2 separate regions of the Homo sapiens genome follow, and region 1 is linked to region 2. Evidence: chromatin contacts called from ENCODE Hi-C or POLR2A ChIA-PET data. All regions are on one chromosome and are shown on one strand. Each heading gives the region's core, a stretch centred on a gene start or an enhancer-like site at or near the end of the contact. The rest is flanking DNA. Distances are from core to core; before and after follow the strand shown.

Region 1 (5,832 bases), core at 796-3,295, 44 kb before region 2:
TGAACAGATTTTAAATTTTCATTTATTTATTTATTTTATTTAGAGATAGGGTCTGGCTCTGTCACCCAGGCTGGAGCATAGTGATGCAATATTGGCTCACTGCAACCTCCACCTCCCAGCCATCCTCCCACTTCAGCCTCCTAAGTAGCTGGGACTACAGGTGGATGCCACCATGCCTAGCTAATTTTTGTATGTTTGGTAAATACGAGGTTTCACCATGTTGCCCAGGCTGGTCTGGAACTCCTGAGCTCAAGCAACTGGCCTGCCTCAGCCTCCCAAAGTGCTGGGATTGCAGATGTCAGCCACTGTGCCCAGCCTGCATTTTCATTCTTTTTGTTTATTTGCATCTTCTCTCTCTTTGGTGTACCTTATTGGTGTTTTCAAGAGAATCAGTTTTGGTATTCATCTGTTTTGCAAAATAAATTACTGATTTCTGCCCTTATTATTTCTGTATACTCAATGGACATAGTTTCTCTTGATTAGCCTGGCTTTTCTAACATTTTTTTAGTCATCTTTATTAGGCTCTTCTCCCATGACACTCCCCTATTTTAAACTGCAACGTTTCCCAAACTTTTGTCCCCAGCCACCTTTTCTCCAGTACCATGCTTGGACTTGACAACCATTTCCATTTTAGACATCTCCAACCAATGCCTCTTTCCCACAAAACTCGCCCTTCTTCCATTGCTTACTCCAAGTCAGTGAGAATGGTGGCTGGGACCACAAACTTAAAACTTGAGTCAGGGCTCCACCACTTACGAGTGTGTTATCTTGAATAAACTAGCCAATATCCCTGTGCCTTAGTTTCTTATCTCTAAAATAGAATTACTGGGAGTATTAAATGAGAAGCCACCAAAAGTGCTAAGAACAACGTCTTGCACACAATAAGTCATCAATCATCAATAAATGTTAACTATTGTTATGTTTTATCTTTATTTTTTCAGACAGGATCACTCTGTCGCCCAGGTTTGAGTGCAGTGGCATGCTCATGGCTCACTACAGCCTCAACCTCCAGGGCTCAAGCAGTGCTGCCACCTCAGCCTCCCTAGTAGTTGGGACCACAGGCACACGCCAGCACACGTGGCCAATTTTTGTATTTTTTTTGGAGAGACAGGGTCTTGCTATGTTGCCCCTGATGGTCTCGAACTCTTGGGCTCAAGTGATCCACCCATGTCACCCTCCCAAAGTGCTGGGATTACAGGCATGAACCACCATGCCCGGCCTTAACTATTGTTATTTAGTAGCATTTCCAGTATGTTAATCACTTAGTAATCTTTGCTTCTACTTAATTTTCAATACCTACTTTACCCCTCAGACCCAGCTCAAAGTCTGCCTCTCTTGAGCTCACCTCTAAAATGTCTTCTAATTATATCCTGTGTCCACTGTTTTAATCTCAAAGATGATTCTCCCTTCAATATTTGTAGTATCATTTCCTCTAGCCAGGTATGGTCGTTGACACCTGTAATCCTAGCCCTTCCTAGGAAGCTAAAGCAGGAGGACTGCTCGAGCCCAGGAGTTCAAAACCAGCCTGAGCAATATAGTGAGACCTCGTTTCTACAAAAAAATTTCAAAACTTAGCCAGGCTTGGTGGCATATGCCTGTAGTTGTAGTCCCAGCTACTTGAGAGGCTGAGGTGGGAGGATCGCTTGAGCCCAGGAGGCAGAGGTTGCAGTGAGCCGAGATTGTGCCACCGCACTCCAGCCTGGGCAGCACAGCGAGCTCATCTCAAAAAATAAAAATAAAAATTTCCTCTTATCTTCCTGTTCCTTCCACTTTCTCTTCAGTTCTTCCTCCACACTAATATCAGTGATTGTTCTCTAAAACAGAGATCTCATCCTCCTACCTCCAGCTTAAAAAGCGTAAACATTTAACAGATAAAGAGAGAAATTCCTAAGCCTATATTCAAGGCCCACAGCTGCGTTTCCAACCTTATCTCCTATCACCTGGTCCCTTCCTGAACAGACTCTCACGTCCCCGTCATTCGGCTCTATTCATCTAAATGTACTCGATCGAAATCCTGTCCCTTCCTCCCAGCTGAGGCGCCACTGCTTCCTTGGAGCCTGTCCAGTGGCCAGCTGGAAAAAGCGCGTCTGCCCCTTACTTTCTGCAGCAGTTTGTTTACTCATCCACTATTCACATATTCTCTGTCCCTACAGTCCTTGTCGCAGAGCATTGCAAATATTTGCTGGGGTTAGATTTGTTGAACTAAAAATTACAGCACACATTCTTAATTGAAAACTTAATTAGCTCTACCTTGTTTCAAGACATACCTATTCCTACTAGGTATATTCCACATTGGAACAAAATCTGTTTCAAAAGTCATGGAACAGACATCCTTAGACAAGAAGAAAATAATAAACTGTCCAAGAAAAACCGAGTTCACTTTATTTATATAAATCAAGGTTCTTTGTTTACATTTAGCACAATGTCTTCGGTGCCTCTCTCCTTACCTAAACATTTCTCAATTTTAAAGCATACCTCTTCCAGAAAGGCGTCTTCTCTCTCCTTCCTTGGAATTCTTTCATATCTGCTATAACCTGCTATAGTAATCATATTAGGGGCCCTTCTGTACAAAAATGCTTCAGCTGTTCAACTATTACCCCAAGGATTCTGATCAACCTTTCCAATCATGGTAATAGGAAACTTGCCAGCATCATTTAAAATGTGTAAGCCAAATCTATTTTTTTCTTCCTTCATTACATCTATAGCGTACATGAAAGAGGTTTGTTGTTATTTTGAAAGAAAATTATTTTCATCAGTTTAAAAGGGATGTTGGCCAGCGTGGTGGTATGCCTGTAGTCCCAGCTACTCCAGAGGCTGAAGTGGAGGACTACTTGAACCCAGGAGTTCAAGACCAGCCTGGACAACATAATGAGACCCCGTCTCTAAATTTAAAAAAAAAAAAAAGTTCTTAAAAAAATAAGAGGCACTGCTGATAGTAATCTGAATTCTGAATATGTATCAATTGTAACATCTAGTTTTAAAAATCAGAAAGTTATTCCTCTACCATATTTTGTTGTTTACCGTTCTCAAAATTGCTATTTTCAACTTTTGCCATACTCAGTTGCTCTTTTCACAGGAAGACTAATAATATTTTAAAAGGCAAAAAATTGTTTTTCCTTAGTCTCCTGGATCCAGCCACAAAAAGAGAGCCCAAGGCCATACAACCTGTCAGCCATCCGGAATACCAGCTTGTCTTTTTTTTCAAGGGTTGTATTCTGAATGGCTTCAGGAAAGAGAACAGGTCCACTTGGTGAAATTAAAACTCTAAGCAGGTAGCCTTTAAATGCAGTAATTTCTGATGCAGAATTCTAAATATAAACTAGGAACCTCTGGTCTGCAGTGCTTCTCAAATTGGTTCCTAGACTGGGTAGTATCACTAGGAACATGACAAAAATGTTTTTGGGCCAGGCACGGTGGCTTACACCTGTAATCGCAGCAATTTGGGAGACCAAGGCAGGCAGGTCACTTGAGGTCAGGAGTTTGGGACCAGCCTGGCCAACATGGCAAAACTCCATCTCTACTAAAAATACAAAAATTAACTGTGTGTGGTGGTACACGCCTGTAGTCCTAGCTATTTGGGATGCTGAAGCAAGAGAATCACTTGGACCCAGGAGGTGGAAATTGCAGTGAGCAGAGATCACACCACTGCACTCCAGCCTGGGCAACAGAGTGAGACTCTGTCTCAAAAAAAAAAAAAAAAAAAGTTTTTATCAGGCCCTATCCCAGACCTACTGAGTCAGAAACTCTGGGAGTGGGGCCCTGCAATCTTTATTTTAACTCACCCTCTAGGAGATTATTTTGCATGCTAACTTTGAGAACCATTGGTCTACAGTAGTGACTGAGGACTGAAGAAACGAGCGGATGCACGTATCCCAACTCCCAGAGATCCTGATAACGTGTCGAATCACTGTAGACATGAACCATCATTTCCTGTTGGGAGTGTTGGGCTGGAAAAGGTATCTAAGACAAGGAATCCCAAAGAACCCCCAGCCAATAGTGCTCCATTGCTTTCCTAGGAGGTTGCCAAGGCCTGCACCAATCAGGTGGCAGAATTCCCAGTAAGGAGAGAAATGAGAGGCCACTTATTATTCACAAATACCTACTGAACTCTACAGAAGCTCTGTGTTAGATTCTAGGATTAGAGTAGTATAACAATCCCTACTGCCATGGAGTTTACTGTAACCAAACAATTTCTTTCTATTCTATTAATTTTAGAATTCTGCTGCTCTAATCTTAAGACTTTCAGGAAATGAGGTGTTTTTATCTCTCCACCAAAAGATTAGTATTCCTAATTTTAAACTTTCCTAATACAACATTTGCTCATTGCTTTTTGCTATTTCTAGTTTCTCTTTTCCTACCCAAGCTGAAATTGTTAAAAATCAACATGACTATAGCTCAAGTTGTTGTGATGGGAATAAGGGCTGTGAAAGAGATAGAAACCCAATTACTCCAAGGATATGGTCACTTCATGACACCCTACCCTAACTCCACTAGGAAACCAAAGAAGCAAGATGGCAATCAAAACCTCTTTAGCTCCACCCTTACAAAGAGACCCTGAATCCCAGCATGTACAGCTCCTGGCACAGAGGAGGTACTCAGCAGACATTAACCTTGACAAGCAAAATGACCAGCTCAGATGATCATGAAGACTTGCTATTAATACTGGCCTTTCTCAGACTTCTCTTTGTGAATTCATTTAGACAGTCAATTATTACTGAGCCTCACTTGTGTACCAAGCCATGTGCCAGATGCTGGGGACACCACAGTGAACAGGATTCCATTCTGGTCTCGAGGGCCCATAGTTTAGTGAGAAAGATTGCCAGATCAACAGGCAATCATAATACAAAGTGCCACGTGCTAGATGAAATGGTATCCAAAGAGCTGCAACTAACTTGGGGTAAGCCACACTGTGGGGCACAGGATACAGGCAGGGACGATGAGAAAAGCTAGAATTTGGGAAAGAGGGAGTTTGCACTGGGTCCACCTTTTCTTCAGTCCTGTCCCTAGGATTCTTTCCACCTGCACTCAACATATTCAAACAGTAACACCTTAATCAGTGAGTAATGATCTATGGGTCTCAAGGAGGAAATACTGATTTCTCCATGATAGCAAGTGACGGTCCTGCAAGATTCTGGTGTGTGAATGAATAATGAAGGTGCTCGCCTAGTATGGAGAGTTCTATAAGATAAAGCAGCTAAGTCTTCATTATTTTTTAACCAAATGCCCTGGATTCTCCTTTTTCATTACAGAACAAGGAGAACTTAATGATGATTCATAAAATGATGCAAGTAATTTTTCTATCCCAGGATGGGGAAATTGTTCACTATTTTTATTTTCACTTTATGTCAAACAAGTTGCTACATTAACTAGGAGGATTAATATTTTAAAGTCTTTTGTGGACTTTTATAAATAATAATATTTATTTTCATTTTATTTTAAATATAGATGGGGTCTTGCTGTGTTGCCCAGGCTGGTCTCAAACTCCTGGGCTCAAACAATCCTCCCACCCTCAACCTCCCAAAGTGCTGGGATTACAGGTGTGAGCCATCACACTGGCCTAAAGAATAATTCTTAAAGTTTTGCCTTTTCCTTAATAAATTTCCTGTTTTCATAGACAAATGAAAATATGCAAAACACTTTAAGAACTAATTGTTCCACGTATGGGTGTCTGGCATGAGTCTGCAATTTCTGCCTCAATGAAAATGTCTGCCTCTGAAGGGCGTGCAACCCCACTAACATGAACCCCCTCTGGACATTTAATATTTCAACTCAACATATGGCAAAACTCACCGTTACCTCTGCAGGATTTAGAGAAAAAACCATCCCTCAGAA
Region 2 (5,293 bases), core at 416-2,915:
AAAGTGACAGCATCCCATTGCCGAGTTGGGGTCTTGGAGGCATCATAAGTTGGCACTTTTCCTCCTGTGCTATGCTGCCAGGAAGCTGCTGCCCCAGAATGAGACACATGGAGGTGACCTGAACTCAACCCAAAGTCCGAAGCCAAGCCCCACCCGCCCATCATCTGAAGCAGCATCCGTGACACTGACTTGTGAGAAAAATAAATGCCACTGTAAGCCAGTGATCTTGGGGCAACTGGTTACACAGCACCACTGCAGCAAAAGCTGACTATTAAAATACATGATGTCTTTGTTTAAAAAAAAAATTCTCCCTTTGCTGGGGTGCTGTTATCTTTATGCTCTAGAGCTTGTGTTCAAAATCATGAGAAAGGCCGGCTGTGGTGGCTCACGCCTGTAATCCCAGCACTTTGGGAGGCTGAGGCAGGTGGATTACCTGAGGTCAGGAGGAGTTCAAGACCAGCCTGGCCAACATGATGAAATCCCATCTCTACTAAAAATACAAAAAACCAGCTGGGCGTGGTGGCCCGCGCTTATAATCACAGCTACTTGGGAGGCTGAGGCAGGAGAATAGCTTGAACCCAGGAGGCAGAGGTTGCAGTAAGCCAAGATCGCGCCACTGCACTCCAGCCTGGACAACAAGAGCGAAACTCCATCTCAAAAAAAAAAAAAAAAAAAAAATCACGAAAAAGTATGCTACTAGGTGTGGAGGGATCGGCTGATCACATTTTTACTCAGAGGCCACACATGGGCTAAGTGGCAGCCATGGGTGCTATGGCCATAACCTCAGGCAAAGGTAGAAGGAGAGAAAGAAAGAAAAAGGACAAAAAGGACAGGTGAAAGAGTAGAAAGGGAACAGGCAGAGGAGCAGTGGTGGGGATGGGGACCTACTGCTTCAGGGCCTCCCAGATTTCTGGAATAAAGGAACTCGCCTAGAGAAGGCAAGAGCTGTTCACTAGGAATCACAGAAATGCCCCCACAGTTCAACCAAGCTGCAGAGCTTGGGTGGCAGCTGCAGGCACAGGGGATCATCAGAGGATTACTCAGAGGGGTTGCTATGCGCAACACTGCTCCGGCGGAGGTGACTAAGGGCTCCAGCCTCTCCTGTCTGAGGCATGCCCAGCCTCGCCCCGTGCTGAGGGCCTCGTTCTCCTCTTCTCGCGCTCTCTTGAGCCACTCCTTCAACCTGGTGGATCCACCAGTTTCGATGACTGGGCAGTCATGTAGCCTTCCCGGTGGAAATCGCAGCCAGACATTACTCAGAGCTAAGTCGAAAAACTACTTTCCTGTGAGCTTATCATTGCATCTACAAAGATCAGTCACTCCTGTCTACGCTCAGAAGTCACTCTGGGGTATCGTGGAGCCCCCAGGCAGCTCTGGGACCCACCATCCTCTCTGGCCAGAGCCATCTGCATGATGAAAATGCGTGGTTGTCTGTGGCAGAGGTTTGGGTAGGGGGACAGGTGGGCAGTGGGCCACCAGCTGCCACAGCGCTCTCCATATTGTTTTCGTTCCACTCGACGTAGTTTAACTATGAGATCAAGTTTCATAATTTACACAACTATTTTCACATACAATCACACTGTACATTCCACTGCGCCTCTGCCAGTTGGAAATTTTGCCCTCTGGGGTGTTGGAAAACACAGACTTTGTACCATCATGCTGGGAGGTACGCCCTTCCAATAACCGCTAACACTACAGATTTTCGTAAACTCATCTATATGAGTATCTCTCTCACCGGAAAAAAAATTTAAACGATTTTTTTTTCTAAATTAATTCCTTGATACCTAGAATCCTTAATGAAGTCCAATGTCTTAACAGGCAGGTACAATAAAGCCCATTTATCTGGATGCCACTTTAAGGAATGTGAGTAATTCAGACAGTACACTGTGGCTTTTATTAAATCAACAATTGAAAAAGTGGTGGTACTTGAGATTTATGTTTGATAGATTATTATGCACATGGAGGCCTGCTCTAAGTTAAAATGTTTCATCTGCCTAACTTTACTTAGCTGATTTCCCACCACTCTGAGCTTCAAAAATGTAGAACACATAAAAGGCATGCTAGAAATCTTTTTTTTAAAATTCCCTTTATCTAATGAGAAAATGCTTATCTTGGCCGGGCGCGGTGGCTCACGCCTGTAATCCCAGCACTTTGCGAGGCCGAGGCGGGCGGATCACAAGGTCAGGAGATCGAGACCATCCCGGCTAACACAGTGAAACCCTGTCTCTACTAAAAATACAAAAAATTAGCCAGGCGTGGTGGCGGGCGCCTGTGGTCCCAGCTACTCGGGAGGCTAAGGCAGGAGAATGGCGTGAACCCAGGAGGTGGAGCTTGCAGTGAGGCAAGATCGCGCCACTACACTCCAGCCTAGGTGACAGAGCGAGACTCTGTCTCAAAAAAAAAAAAAAAAAATGCTTATCTTTCCCCTGCCTAGACCCCCACTTTTTTAAGATTCAGGGGGTATACATGCATGTTTGTTACATGGGTATACTGCATAATGGCGGGGATTGGGCTTCTAGCATACCCACCACCCAAATAGCGAACACTGCACCCAACAGGTAATCTGGCAGCCCTCACTCCCTCCCTCTCTCCCCACTTTTGGAGTCCCCAGTCTATTATTCCCGTCCTTATCAGACCTTATTTTGAATGTACAAAATTTTATCAGGTATTTTAATGCCATTCTTTTTGCAGAATCGAACTCTGTGCTTTCATACTGAGGCCCATCAGTCTGCTTTTAAAGGCATTGCTGCTCTTACAGGAAGAGGTGCCCCCTTCACATCTGATACTTTCTGGATTCCTCTGACCTCACCTCAACCTTGCAGCCTGCAGGGCCTTCCCGTCTCTGGCTGGTCTCTCACCATTTCTACCAGCACTGACCAGGACCATGGTCACAGGGGGCTGAGGTCCACCCACTCCTACTCCAGAGGGCAAAACCACCTGTTACTTGCCCCAACTCCTTTCCCTTTGTAATGCAGAGCTGTGATCTGCCATGGTAGAGTGAAGTTAGATGATTTAGAGCAGCTTGTCAAACGTGAATCATATGCATACCTCCTTTAAAGGAGGAGGAGGAAAAGTGATTTTCGTTCTCAGTGTTGACAAATGATTTTTTTTTTTTTTTTTTTTGAGACGGCGTCTCTCTTTGTCCCTCAGGCTGGAGTGCAGTGGTGCGATCTCGGCTCACTGCAACCTCTGCCTCCCGGGTTCAAGCGATTCTCCTGCCTCAGCCTTCCAAGTAGCTGGGACCACAGGTGCGCACCACCACGCCCAGCTAATTTTTTTGTATTTTTAGTGGAGACAGGGTTTCACCATGTTGGCCAAGATGGTCTCGATCTCCTGACCTCAGGTGATCTGCCCGCCTCGGCCTCCCAAAGTGCTGGGATTACAGGTGTGAGCCACTGTGCCCAGCTGAGGAATTGGTTTGTTAAAAAATAATTTTCAAAAGAGGGTTAAATCATGGCTCTCATACAGATATCAAAATGAACACGTTCGAGATTTTATTTCACTCATAATTCAGTAGGGAACCAGGCAGACGTTATAATGAGTTCAAAAAAGCATCTGAATAATAGAGGCATTTATAGAAGAAGAACATTGAAATAAATGCTTAAATGGAGGCAAAACTAGGGGTGGGAGTCAATGGCACTCTGTAAGACAGAATTTGGCTGTCTATAGACGAGAATTATTTCATGATCAGTTACCTATAGTCAACAACGTTGTAAAATACCTTCCAAAAAATCAGAATCACATCATCCGGAGGGAGTCTTCTCTAGAGTCAAGAATGCAGTTTTTCACTGAAGCATAATTCTTTTCTTTTCGACTAGGTCTCACTCTGTCAGCCAGGCTGGAGTGCAGTGGCACGATCTTGGCTCACTGCAGCCTCAGCCTCCTGGGGTCAAACAATCCTCCCATCTCTAGCTCCCAAGTAGCTTGGGCTACAGGTATGTGCCACCACGCCCTGCTCATTTCTTAATTTTTTGTGGAGACCATCTCTGTATGTTGCTCAGGAGTCTCCAACTCCTGGCCTGAAGCAACTCTCCTGCCTCAGCCTCTCAAAGTGCTGGGATTACAGGCATGAGCCATCGCATCCAGCTGTTTAGCTATTTTCTATAACTCAAAGCAGGTGCTAGTGAAGCACTTTTGTCTATTTGGAAGGTAAGCGCAGATTCTGGCACCTGACTCTCTGGGTTCAACAGCAAAGACTCGTCCTGTCTGGTTGTGGGACTTTGGGGAAGTTACTTAACCTTTCTGTGCCTCAGTATCCTCATAGGTAAAATGGGACTGATATGATAAAAGTATCATATCATACAGGGTTGTTGTAAGAGTTACAGAAGTTACTAATAATGCACTTAAACTACACCTGGGGCAAAGTAAGTGCTATTTAAATGTTAACTACAATTACCTTTTAAGCTACAGGGAATCCTCCTCACAGAGCTTGCTGTGGAGTCACATGGCCTTCACCAGGCTAGAAGGCATTGTGTAGCTACAGCACCCACCTGGGCTCTTTGTCCATTAGGCAATGAGCCCCACACAGGCACTGAAATCCAGGGAGACTCTTCAGCCACATGGCGACTGTGGTTTATAAGGTGACTTGGAGTATGCTTCTGTTTTGTAGTCTATCATCAAATATGAAAGCACAAAAAATCGTAAATGCTTGCAGAAAACTCAGATGCTAGGGCACTGATTCTCCGACTCCAGCTTAACAAACACTGGTTTAAATGCTGACCCTGAGGCCTCCAAGCTGTGTGACCTCAGCAAAGAGGGTCCCTGGGGCTCTCTCCTTCCCTGGGGTACATTCGGCTCCCATCTATGTGGTTTCTCTGGAGCAGGAAGGAGAGTCAAGTACATGAGAGCTGTTGGGTCAGATAGCGAAGAAAGAAAGATGTTCTAAATGACAAGCCAAGGGACAATGATGACAACACCGCTCATAGCCGCTGCAGATGGGGCCCTACAGGAGGGCATTCACGGGCTGGTCAGGGCAAAAGACACAGAGTAGAGAGGCCGAGAGTAAAACGCTTGACCTCTGGCACAGAGGGGAGGGACATTTTTGCAGACTCTGAGTGATTATTTTCTGCCCTTATTCTGTTTTCAGCTTTTTGCACTTAAAGAATGCAGTTATGAAAACAGTTTTGAGGCTAGGCGTGATAGCTCACGCCTGTAATCCTGGCACTTTGGGAGGCCGAGGTGGGTGGATCGCTTGAGCCCAGGAATTCGAGACCAGCCTGGGCAAGAGTAAGACCCCATCTCTACAAAAAATACAAAAATTAGCTGTGTCTGGTGGTCCGCGCCTGTCCACCCA

The links. A loop is a pair of places that touch in the nucleus more often than their neighbours do. ChIA-PET counts read pairs that join two places held with the same protein, here RNA polymerase II (POLR2A). Pooled maps may share reads with other maps.
Region 1: a loop to region 2 is called in a map of HepG2, with 2.0 times the contacts of the local background. The contact joins two enhancer-like sites. A Hi-C loop is called at or near these places in 2 of 168 maps with a recorded cell type or tissue (CD4-positive, alpha-beta memory T cell and HepG2) and 1 of 50 pooled maps. POLR2A ChIA-PET finds 5 or more read pairs at or near these places in 11 of 52 experiments (AG04450, B cell, GM12878 and 8 more).

Annotation. Positions count from the first base shown.
Region 1 is chr12:96,259,889-96,265,720 of GRCh38, reverse strand. All of the region lies in intron 4 of ELK3 (ETS transcription factor ELK3), which reads right to left. Among named protein-coding and RNA genes, the nearest start is that of ELK3, 68 kb to the right of the region's middle. Within about 2 kb of position 2,045, at least 6 of the 41 ENCODE cell types and tissues checked have a DNase peak (open chromatin) inside an H3K27ac peak, as active enhancers do; they include endothelial cell of umbilical vein, where a contact is called at or near this core.
Region 2 is chr12:96,215,768-96,221,060 of GRCh38, reverse strand. All of the region lies in intron 1 of ELK3 (ETS transcription factor ELK3), which reads right to left. Among named protein-coding and RNA genes, the nearest start is that of ELK3, 24 kb to the right of the region's middle. Within about 2 kb of position 1,665, at least 12 of the 41 ENCODE cell types and tissues checked have a DNase peak (open chromatin) inside an H3K27ac peak, as active enhancers do; they include endothelial cell of umbilical vein, where a contact is called at or near this core.